Regions from separate parts of the Homo sapiens genome. Here region 2 is linked to region 1. Evidence: chromatin loops called from intact Hi-C (ENCODE). Cell type or tissue: heart left ventricle. All regions are shown on one strand. Links, peaks and the distances in the headings refer to the core of each region. The heading gives the core; the rest is flanking DNA. Region 1 has its middle 67 kb from the start of TANC1. Region 2 overlaps TANC1 (tetratricopeptide repeat, ankyrin repeat and coiled-coil containing 1).

Region 1 (5,387 bases), core at 297-5,296:
GTTTACTGTTTGAAGACTCATTTCAAAAGCCTATCCTCTCTGTATTCACCAATACTAAACTATTATGAACTTTGTCCCATCTCAGTCAAGCCTGACATTGAAAGACCCACCTTAAACATAGACCCCAGAAACCTCATAAATATCCCCACCTCTGGCTTCCCTGCTATTAAGATTTCATCAAGATCGTAACCTCCACAGCAGCCAACAATATAATCGAGTCAATTTTTAAATTTTTTAATAAAAAAGTATACAGGACAAAAAGGGAAACATGTAATGGATTGATACCTTTAAAACACAATCATGTAAAAAAAAAAAAAAAAAAAAGGCAAGCCAGGCATTGTGGCTCACAGAGGTAATCCCATCACTTTAGGAGGTCGAGATGGAAGAATCACTTGAGCCCAGGAGTTGGAGAACAACCTGGGCAACATAGTGAGACCCCATCTCTAAAAAAAAAAAAAAATAGCTGGGTGTGGTGGTATGCCTCTGTAGTCCCAGCTACTCAGGAGGCTGAGGTGAAAGGATCACTTGAGCCCAGGAGGTCAAGGCTTCAGTGAGCAGTGATTACACCACTGCCTCCAGCCTGGGCAACAAAGCAAGACTCTGTCTCAAAAATAAAAAAAAAGAAGGCAAACACATACGTACATTTGGTCTGTTGCACTAATGAATAGGATTATGGTTTCTATTTTCAAGCCTTCTACAAATTTGTCAAGAACTGTGAAAATCAAACTTCTTCATTCATATTAAACAAATAATATTTTAATTACTTTAATTTTGAAAAGCACAAATAGTTAAGAAAAACACAAATAGTTAAGAAACACAAATAGTTAAGAAAAAACTTAAGCATCAAGGTGAGATTGATTCATAAAAATTCCATGTCAAAGTCAATCTGAGATTGTAATACAGTCCATGTAATTTCTTGAGGATGAATTATAGCAGTTTTCAAACATCTCTGCAGTGAAAAAAAAATTCCCTCAAGTATCCTCACCAGGAAATTCATGATAAATTTCTTCTGCATTTAGTTAAAACTTCTCAAGTTATTCTTTTGCAAAAATCAGAGAAAGTGGCTGAGTGATAGTAAATGTTCATCGTATTTGATCCTTTATTTTAGAATGAATGTCCAGTTCTTGCTGAAAATAACTCAGGCATTCAAAATTGTCTTTTTGATTTCTTCTGGCCATGTAAGGCCTGCATCTTTTGTTGTTTCTCCTGACATTTTTCTTTGAAATGTCCATTTCCTTATATTTTGTTTTTGCAGAGTTAATGGTCTTCTTGAAGTCTATGTACCCATCTGCAGTAAACAATTTCACTGTACACTGTTCTAGGTTGATTCTGGCTGTTTGTTAATATGTTTGTGAAGTCACGTAGAATGACAGAATTAAAGTTACCCAAGCTCTGTTTCTTTGTCTTTACTATCACTGTATTATCACTGATCATTTCAAATGTACACTTTAGACTCAGAAATACATGGTAGAACTGTGCCCAATCTGAGGTCTGATAGTTACAATTTATCATGAACTTACTCCTGAAACAAATGCTTGTAGCTGCATATGTCATAGGCCAACTGCGTAACTGGAAATTCTCCAAATTGACTTCCATGACGTAGAACAGAATGTTTGTGAAAGGATATATAATGAAAACGTGCTAATTGGAAGCATACATAGTTAAAAATGGAAAGAAAGCAAAGTCCTTGTTTAGAACTTAAATGAAAAATGTTCAGGGAGAATTAGTTTATCATTGCTGTTTAGAATCACTGTTTGATGGTGATAATAAAGCACAGGCCACCTTTTAGTTAGTTTTACTATTGTTTTTCAGTTTCCTTCAGGTAATGCCCACCTTAGTGCCTGCACAGGGAGGATGCTCCCATGGGCCTGCCCCCAGTCCCCCACCTCCTGAGGTCGCCCAGGAGGGAGACTCGGGTAAGACTGCAGCCACCCCTGCAGCAGGACTTCTTCCTTGTCCAGACCATCCCGGCCGGGCACGGTGGCTCGTGCCTGTAATCCCAGCACTTTGGGAGGCCGAGGTGGGCAGATCACTTGAGGTCAGAAGTTTCAGACCAGCCTGGCCTGGCCAACATGGTGAAACTGAAATACAAAAATTAGCTGGGCGTGATGGGGACAGCACCAGCCTGTAATCCCAGCTGCTCAGGAGGCTGAGGCACAAAGCTCGCTTGAACCCAGGAAGCAGAGGTTGCAGTGAGCCAAGATTGCGCCACTGCACTCCAGCCTGGGTGACACAGTGAGACTCTCTCAAAAAAAAAAAAGACAATCCCAATTATCTTCACATCTCCACCTCTCAGGCCAGGGGACTATGCCCAATTCAGGAGAATATACTAATTAATCTAAAATTTTGAGTTAATTTCTCCTTGCCTGTAATGGTTTAGGAGTGGGTATTTGTTGAAAATCTAGCCAAAGAAGTTTGAGGGAAGTCTAATTTGGGGGCTTCTAAATCCATCAATGCACTCCAGGCATTGTCTATAGCTAAACAAATAAGGTGTATGTTATATACATACATACATACATATATATGTATAAAACACATATATTGTATAACACATGTATATAGCACATATGTATATATACACACACAAAGATATATATCACCTTGTTTCTTATGTATGTGTATACTATTGAGATTAATAAAAATAAAAATACACGTTCACATAAATGAGGTACTAAATTCATAGAATCTTTTAGTCTTTATGTATTTTTCTCAATCAAAAGATACAAAAAGTACAAATACTATTACATGCAGGTTCATGTCTTACCCTTATGCTTAAAAGGAGTCCTCATTAGTGGACAGCATTCTATTTCTCTCTTTGTCATTAAATAGCCTATCATCGAATTTTTCTATCAACCACTAGAGGGTAGTATAGACCAGAAAAAAAGCCCAAGCATCCAGTTGGCGGCAGCACATTCCTGAGACTAAGTGCTGCAGTGATAAACAGCCATTTGGTTAGAATGACCAGTGTAGGCAAAACAATTTAGGCCCCACTTTATAAAAACTCAAAATAAAAATACCGTTACCGGCCAGGCGCGGTGGCTCACACCTGTAATCCCAGCACTTTGGGAGGCCGAGGCGGTTGGATCACGAGGTCAGGAAATCGAGACCATCCTGGCTAACACGGTGAAACTCCGTCTCTACTAAAAATACAAAAAAAATTACCCGGGCGAGGTGGCGGGCGCCTGTAGTTCCAGCTATTCGGGAGGCTGAAGCAGGAGAATGGCGTGAACCCGGGAGGCGGAGCTTGCAGTGAGCAGAGATTGTGCCACTGCACTCCAGCCTGGGCGACAGAGCCAGACTCCATCTCAAAAAAAAAAAAAAAATACCGTTACCAAATTCCATGAGAAATGTGTATATTTAACTGGTTAGACAAATTTAGACATGAAGTGCTCAGAGTGTAGGACTGGAGTGACTAGGTTTGAATGTTACCTCGACTCTTAACAGCCGTGTGACCATGGGAAAGTGTTTAACCTCTGTTTCAGCATCTGTAAAATAATGGTAATAACAGTATCTATGATCATTCAATTAGAACAGTGACTGCATAGCACATAGTGAGCATGCTCCAAATTTGGGCAGATTTACTTTTCTTGGCCTCAGTTTTCTCATCTGTAAAGTGGAGCTAGCAATATTAGTCCCATGGTTGAAGAGTAAATGCACATAAGCAATTAGCACAATGCTTGACACTTGGTAAAATATATGCTTTTGTTAGTACTATTTTAATATTCTTTTTATAATTACTAATGATATTATTGTTAGACTTGGAATAAAAACTTGGCACTGGTATTTTGTCATTGATTGTTTACCTTAAGGCACATTTGAGAAACAGCGGCCCTATGGGGTGGCTCATGCCTGTAATCCCAGCACTTTGGGAGGCCAGGGCAGTTGGATTACTTGAGGTCAGGAGTTCGAGACCAGCCTGGCCAACTTAGCGAAACCCTATCTCTACTAAAAATACAAAAATTAGCCGAGTGTGGTGGCGTGTGTCTATAATTCCAGCTACTTGGTAGGCTGAGGCAGGAGAATCGCTTGAATCTGGGAGGCGGAGGTTTCTATGAGCTGAGATCGCACCACTGCACTCCAGACTGGGTGACAGAGTAAGACTTTGTCTCAAAAAAAAAAAGGAGAGAGAGAGAGAAATGGCAACATGGAATTGCATTTTCTGGTTCTTCCCAAAGCTGGCAAGGCTCCTGGCCACATACTGCTCACCACAGTTTTAAAGCTTTGCCTCTACCTGAAAACCAAACTGGATATGCAGTTAAGTGGAGAATTTAATCTTCCTTTAAAGACAATGCAAACAATTGGTGCCCCTTTAAAACTCGCTTTCTTGTTGAAAGTGAATATTTCTTTTGGATCATTCAAAAACTTCAAGTTTCTTCTGTGATTGTGTACAAGGTGTCATCCCTTGTTTATTTCTGGATAGACTTCCACAGATTAAAGCTAGCATCTGTATTCTCCCTAAGCTGGTCTCTGCTGCCAGGGCCTTACTTGTTGTTGAGCAAGGATGGTTTGGCACTGACGGTCCGATTTACATCCTCCTATCTCCATGAAGAAGCTTATCCTAGCCTGGGCAATGTAGTGAGACCTCATCTGTACTCAAAATAAAATAAAATAAATTTAGCCGGACATGGTGGCTTATGCCTATAGTCCCAGCTATTTGGGAGGCTGAGACAGGAGGATTGCTTGAGCCCAGGAGGTCGAGGCTGCAGTGAGCCATGATAGCACCACTGCACTCCAGCCTGGGTAACAGAATGAGACTCTATCTCTAAAACAAAAAAAAAAACTTACCTTTAAAAAATCATACCTACTTCAAAATGATATAAAAACGTCATCAATCATTTTATGTGTTTTGCTATACCTGCCAAGAAGAGTTCGATGGTGTTGAACTGTTGCTTAGCATTTAGTCTCTTTTGGTAATAAAAAAATTAATACTGGCCACAAAACAAATTGATTTCATGAGCTTATTGACAGCCCTGGGGAATTTAGAGTTTGCCATAGTGAGCCAAGAGGGCCAAGCTGCTTCTGCTTGACCTACAAATCCTACAGTTGCCAGCCAATCTAGTCAATTCTTGGCGATGGATTGATTTCCCCATCAGTTTTCTTCAATCTCGCCTCAGACCTCAGAACTTCCTATTCCACTGGACACCATTGCTGCTCAAATAAATCCCATTATAGACAGAGCCCCAGTGTGTCATATCACCAAAAGACAGAGCAAATGGCTGGTTGGACTACTGTAAGCCCTGGATCACTTCCAGAATACAGGTTCCACCATGCGAGCCAACGAATCTGTTTTCCCAGTCATCTGTTTTCACCAAGTCAAGAGTTCAAAAGACTTGTCCAATAAGTCAGAACTTCTGTAGCTGGATGACTGGTGTTCCAGTGTGATCATC
Region 2 (5,387 bases), core at 315-5,314, 130 kb after region 1:
GCTCCCTCAAACCCTTCCAGCCTCTACTCATTGCCCAGTTTCAAAGCCACTTCCACATTTTCAGCTATCTGTTATAGCAATGACCCCATTCTTGGTACCAATTTTCAGTCTTAGTCCGTCTCTTGCTATAACTGAATGCCACCTTCTGCATAATTTATAAAAAAGGGAAAATTATTTCTCACAGTTCTGGAGGCTGTGAAGTCCAGGAGCATGGTGCTGGCATCTGCTTAGCTTCAAATGAGGGTCTTCTTCCTGCTTCATAACGTGGTAGAAGGTATCACGCAGCGAGAGGGCAAGAGCGTGCATGTCAGTTCAAGTCTCTCCTCTTTTTTCAAGCCGCCAGTACTATCATGGGAGCCCCATCCCGATGACCTCATCTCATCCTTATTTCCTCCCAAAGGCCTCACCTCCACTCCACATATGAATTTGGGGATTACGTTGCCAACACATGAAAGTTGGGGGACACATTCAAACCATAGTATATGCTAATTGCTTTTTTTTTCTTGATACGGAGTCTCACTCTTGTTGCCTAGGCTGGAGTGCAATGGTGCAATCTCACCTCACTGCAACCTCTATCTCCTAGATTCCAGGGATTCTCCTGCCTTAGCATCCCAAGTAGCTGGGATTATAGGCACACACCACCACACTTGGCTAATTTTTGTGTTTTTAGTAGAGACGGGGTTTCACCATGTTGGCCAAGCTGGTCTCGAACTTCTGACCTCAAGTGATTTGCCCGCCTTGGCCTCCCAAAGTGCTGGGATTACAGGTGTGAGCCATCATGTCGGGCCTATTCTTTACTGTTTATACTTCTCTTGTGTGTAGACAAAATGAAACAGTAGAAAGGACAAGAACTTTGAAGCTAATGTAATCTGAATCCTTGAGTTTGTATCCTCATATTTTAAAAAATTGTGGTTACAAAACAAAACACATGAGATCTAACTCCTAACAAAATTTTAAGTGTACAGTGTTGTTAACTTATAAACACAATGTTATACAGCTGATTTCTAGAAGTATTTCATCCTCTGTGACTGAAACTTTATATTCTTTCAACAATTCTCCATTTTCCTCTCTCCCCAAGCTCCTGGCATTCACCATTCTGCTCTGCTTCTATGAGTTTGATTATTAATTAATTAATTATGATTATTATTGTTGAGATAGGGTCTCTCACTCTGTTGCCCAGTCTAGATGCAGTGGCTTGAGTGTAGCTCACTGTAAGTTCAAACTCCTGTGCTCAAGTGATCCTCTCAAGCAGCTGAGACTATAGGCATGTGCTGCTATACACAGCTAATTTGTAGATTTTTTTATAGAGATGAGGATCTTGCTATGTTGCCCAGGCTGGTCTTGAACTCATGGCCTCAAGTGGTCCTCCCAAGTCAGACTCCCAAAGTGTTGGGATTACAGGTGTGAGCCACAGTGCCTAGCAGAGTTTGACTACTTTATATACCTCATAAGAGTGGAATCGTGTGCTGTTTATCCTTCTGTGACTGTTTTATTTCTCTTGTGTGATGTCTTCAAGTTTCATTCATGTGGTAGCATGTATCAGGATTTCCTTTTTTTATGGCGGAATGATCCATTATGTGTATATATCACATTTTGTTTATCCATTTATCTGTTAGTGAATATTTAGGATGCTTCTACACTTTGGTTATTGTGAATAATGCTGCAATGAACATGGGAGTGAAAATAGCTCTTTGGGATCCTGACTTCAGTTCTTTTGGATAAATACCCAGAAATGAGATTGTTGGATCGTATGCCTCACTTTTTAAGTAAAGGTTTGTAATATGGAACATGTGCATTGTTCCATGTAATGCATGGCATACAGAGTGGGTTCTTTCCTGTCTAGGCACCCTCTTTTGAAACCAAGTGTCCATATAGTTTGAGTATTTTCACTGTGGTTTATCATAAGTACTTAGTATTTCTTGCTTAACTAATGCCTTATAATTATTTTTTAGAGACAGTCTTGCTCTGTCAACCAGGCTGGAGTGCAGTGGCACAATCATAGTTCACTATAATCTTGGACTCCTGGGCTCAAGCAGTCCTCCCACGTCAGTCTCCTGAGTAGCTAAGACTATAGGTGCTTGCCACCACACCCAGTTAATTTTAAAAATTTTGTGTAGAGGTGAGGTCTGTGTTGCCCAGGCTAGTTTTGAACTCCTAGTCTCAAGTGATCCTCCTGCCTCAGCTTCCCAAGTAGCTAGGTCTACACGTATGTGCCACCATGCCTGTATTTTTAACATAGCGATATGGGGTCTTGCCATCTTGTCCAGGCTGGTCTTGAACTCCTGTTCTCAAGCAGTCCTCCTGCTTTGACCTCCCAAAGTGCTGGGATTATAGGTGTGAGCCACTGTACCCAGCCTCTACTATTTTTGATCATGTCTTCAATAACACTGAGAATTATTTTGGAGAGAAGTCAACATTTCCCCACAAAAACCCTTTTATTCACTGGTCACTCACAGCAGCTGTGTCATTGAGAAGTGTTGACACTGCTTTTGGTTTTTAAGTGACTGTGTGTTATTCCTTCCCGGGGTGAAAAAAAAAATTGCAAGGTTGGAATTTTCTGGATTGTTAACAAGATCAAAAAGCAAAGATATAAAGCCAAGGGGGGAATGTCTTTCTACGGAATGGTGGTAGAAAGCAAAAAATGCTAGAATTTTGTAGAAATTACTAGGTATTACAAAAATAATCTTTGACCAGAAAATGAAGGTTGCTGTTTTTTATGTTATTCTAAAGTGTAGTACACTTTAACCAGCTAGGGTTTTTGTCTGGATCTTTAAAGTATATTGATAAAAATGCACATACACATTTATTTTTCTTTTAGAAGATGACTTGATTTCCTAGGACAGAAGTTATTTCATAGTTGTAATTTCAATAATCATGGATGTTAGCTTTGAAGTGGTTGATAAGAAGCTCTCTGATTCTCCTCTATTCAGAGAAGACACAGTTGTAGCCATTTCTCTGATTTTCCTCAGTTTTCGCCTTAGAACTAGTAAAAGAGGATTCAGTGGCTTCAGCATACTCAAAGCCAACATAGGGGTGTTGAATTCTCCAGGAAAAGAGAGATCCTGTTTTCTCAGTTTGTTGTTGGGGTTTTGTTTTTGACATTTTTTGACAGCTAAGATCAAGATCTCATGACTTGTGTTCTGGCCAGAGGACCCTCAGCTTTTTGTGATGAGTCATTTCCTAATGCATCCGGAGGCACTGGGCTTGGAACCCCCATCTCAGAGTTGGGGGCAGCAGATCCAGCCACTGCAGCTGGGAGGGAGTCCAGGTGTCAGGAGGAAGGGGCTGAGGTCTTCAGGGCTGGTGGCTCAGGGTATATGAGTAGCCTGACACAGGCACCCATGTCCCCAGACCTTCTCTGGCCATATGGAGTCAGAGTGACCTCCAGTCCCCTGGAAGATTGCCAAGAGCAAGGCAGCTCCTCAGCCCCTGAGGAGTTAGCAGCAGATTATCCAGAGAGGGTCTCAGGCTCCTTATCAGAACTGAGCTAGAGGGTGATTTAGGCCTGTGGAATGCAGGAGCAAGAAAGCCAAGTTACTGGATACAAGGTCAGGGCCTGCCTGTTAAGCAGCAAGAGCAACTTAGCCAGAGCTATTTAAATCTCTATCTTAGAAATTCCCGCTGGGTTGAGCCAGCAAGGGGAGTGTGGGGGCAAGGGTTAAGAGGCTTCAGCTGTGGGGAAGGAAGGGCCATGGACACTGAAAACAACAGGCCAGGCCTGGATGTCCTGACAGCCTAGACCTAAATAGAGAGGTTTTTAGTGTCCTGGTAGGTCATTTCAGCCTGCTTGCAAGTGAATGGGTCTTAGGGTGTAAGGTACATATTCAATCATGAGCTTGAAAACTGAGAATTACTTATGTGAATCTGGAAGTGGATGTAGTTTTAAATTCAATTTAGACAAAACAAATTCCTCAATTTTTCCCAAGTGTAAATTATAACCCTATATTACAGAACTGTCAGTTAAATTCATGAAAGTACTCTTTACCAAGCCTGAAGCAAATTGGTGCTTTTGAGTGCTATTACTTATCGAGAAATAAATATATAAATCAGAAAGCTGAGCTTTGGAAAAAAGAAATAAATATGAAGTCACCCAATAATCCATTCTGAGTAGATGAATGATTAAAGATATGTGAGGTGAGGTTGCTTTAGAGCAAGGGAAAACTCACCCTAGCCTCTGTGGTTCACATGGGCATGCATAACAGTACAGAATTTATTCCTTGGCTCTGTATGTCATACAGATTAGATTCCAAAGTCAACTGAAGCTTGCCTTATTGATCACAGAATCCTAACATTTAAACCAATTTTATCATCTTTAAGAAAGTTGAAAACTTAATACCTTTAGAGACTACAGAAACGCTTAGGCTGTTTAAAAACACTCTCATTCAAATACCTTCTTCCCTAAGGTCATATGGCCCTGGGGTATCTGGGGCAGATTGAACTGGCAAAGATTCAGAAGGCTTCATTGGTGACTTAGGAGGAGATAGGGGGCGTGTCATTAATACAAAGGCATAGTCCATCTGCTCAAAGAAGTTTATAATCTGGTGAGGAGCTTTACTCACAGATACCGTAAGAAAAGATGGATGAGAATAATGAATGGGAGAGTACTCAGATGGAATATTCCAGATCAGAATGGCAGTGCTTTTGAGAAAGCCTGTCCTGGTTTCCGTTGGTGTTAGAGACCACACAGAGACAGCACATTGCAGTTGGATACAGTCCCCATTCCTATTTTTGAGGACATTTGGATCTTGTGGACTGAGGTTAGCCATGTGGATATCTCTCCTGGATATAGTGGCAGAGACACACTGTGAGCAAAGTAACCTTTTCTTGGTGCCCAGGGTCACCTTTCAGAGCCAAGAATTGTGCTGCTTTAAAATGCTTTTTTTTTGGCGTCCTTGCATGCATTTGGGGATTGAAAGGCTGTTAAAATATAACAGCCTGTAATCTACTGTTTCGAATTTTACAGATTCTCTCCTGTCAGTCGCAGCTTCTCAGGGCTGTCATTGTGCCCAGATCTAACACTGTCCCTCCATTCTCTTAACTTACAACAGTCTGGGAAACCACATATTCTCTCCTGTTAGAATTGAATCTGAAAGACAGTGGGAGGGCTCTGAGGGAGAGCCTGTGAAGAGGTGTTGGGGGTTGGTGTGGGGGTTAGGAGTTCCCTTCTGCATTGTGCATGAACTGAGCCCCAGATTTTGGCAGCTTTGAAGACTTATTTGCATCTTGGTTCTTGGTGTTTTCTGGATAAGTTGAGGTTGCAGCATATGACTTCTGTCTTTGATAGGCCTCCCCCTTTTTTCCTCCTACTCTTGCCTGAATCAATTTTGTTATGGAAAGAGTGAAAGTTTTCTCAGGGAAAATGAGAAGAAGCTCAACGGAGGAAGACC

The links. Peaks named below come from ENCODE experiments on the same cell type or tissue, not always from the same donor. Only the 100,000 strongest peaks of a DNase experiment are listed, where the experiment ranks them.
Region 2: it touches region 1 in a loop (2.8-fold over the local background); 14 of 110 quality-filtered maps call a loop at or near these places.

Annotation. Positions count from the first base shown.
Region 1 is chr2:158,898,596-158,903,982 of GRCh38, forward strand. No RefSeq gene overlaps it. Among named protein-coding and RNA genes, the nearest start is that of TANC1, 67 kb to the right of the region's middle. In heart left ventricle, for the core only: a CTCF peak has its summit at 2,863 (motif pointing right); no DNase peak of the experiment used is centred there; H3K4me3 peaks cover 217 bases.
Region 2 is chr2:159,027,633-159,033,019 of GRCh38, forward strand. The region is part of intron 2 of TANC1 (tetratricopeptide repeat, ankyrin repeat and coiled-coil containing 1); the gene reads left to right. Among named protein-coding and RNA genes, the nearest start is that of TANC1, 62 kb to the left of the region's middle. RefSeq lists an enhancer at 1,844-4,868. In heart left ventricle, for the core only: no CTCF peak of the experiment used is centred there; DNase peaks (open chromatin) are centred at 3,299 and 3,609; H3K27ac peaks cover 3,767 bases.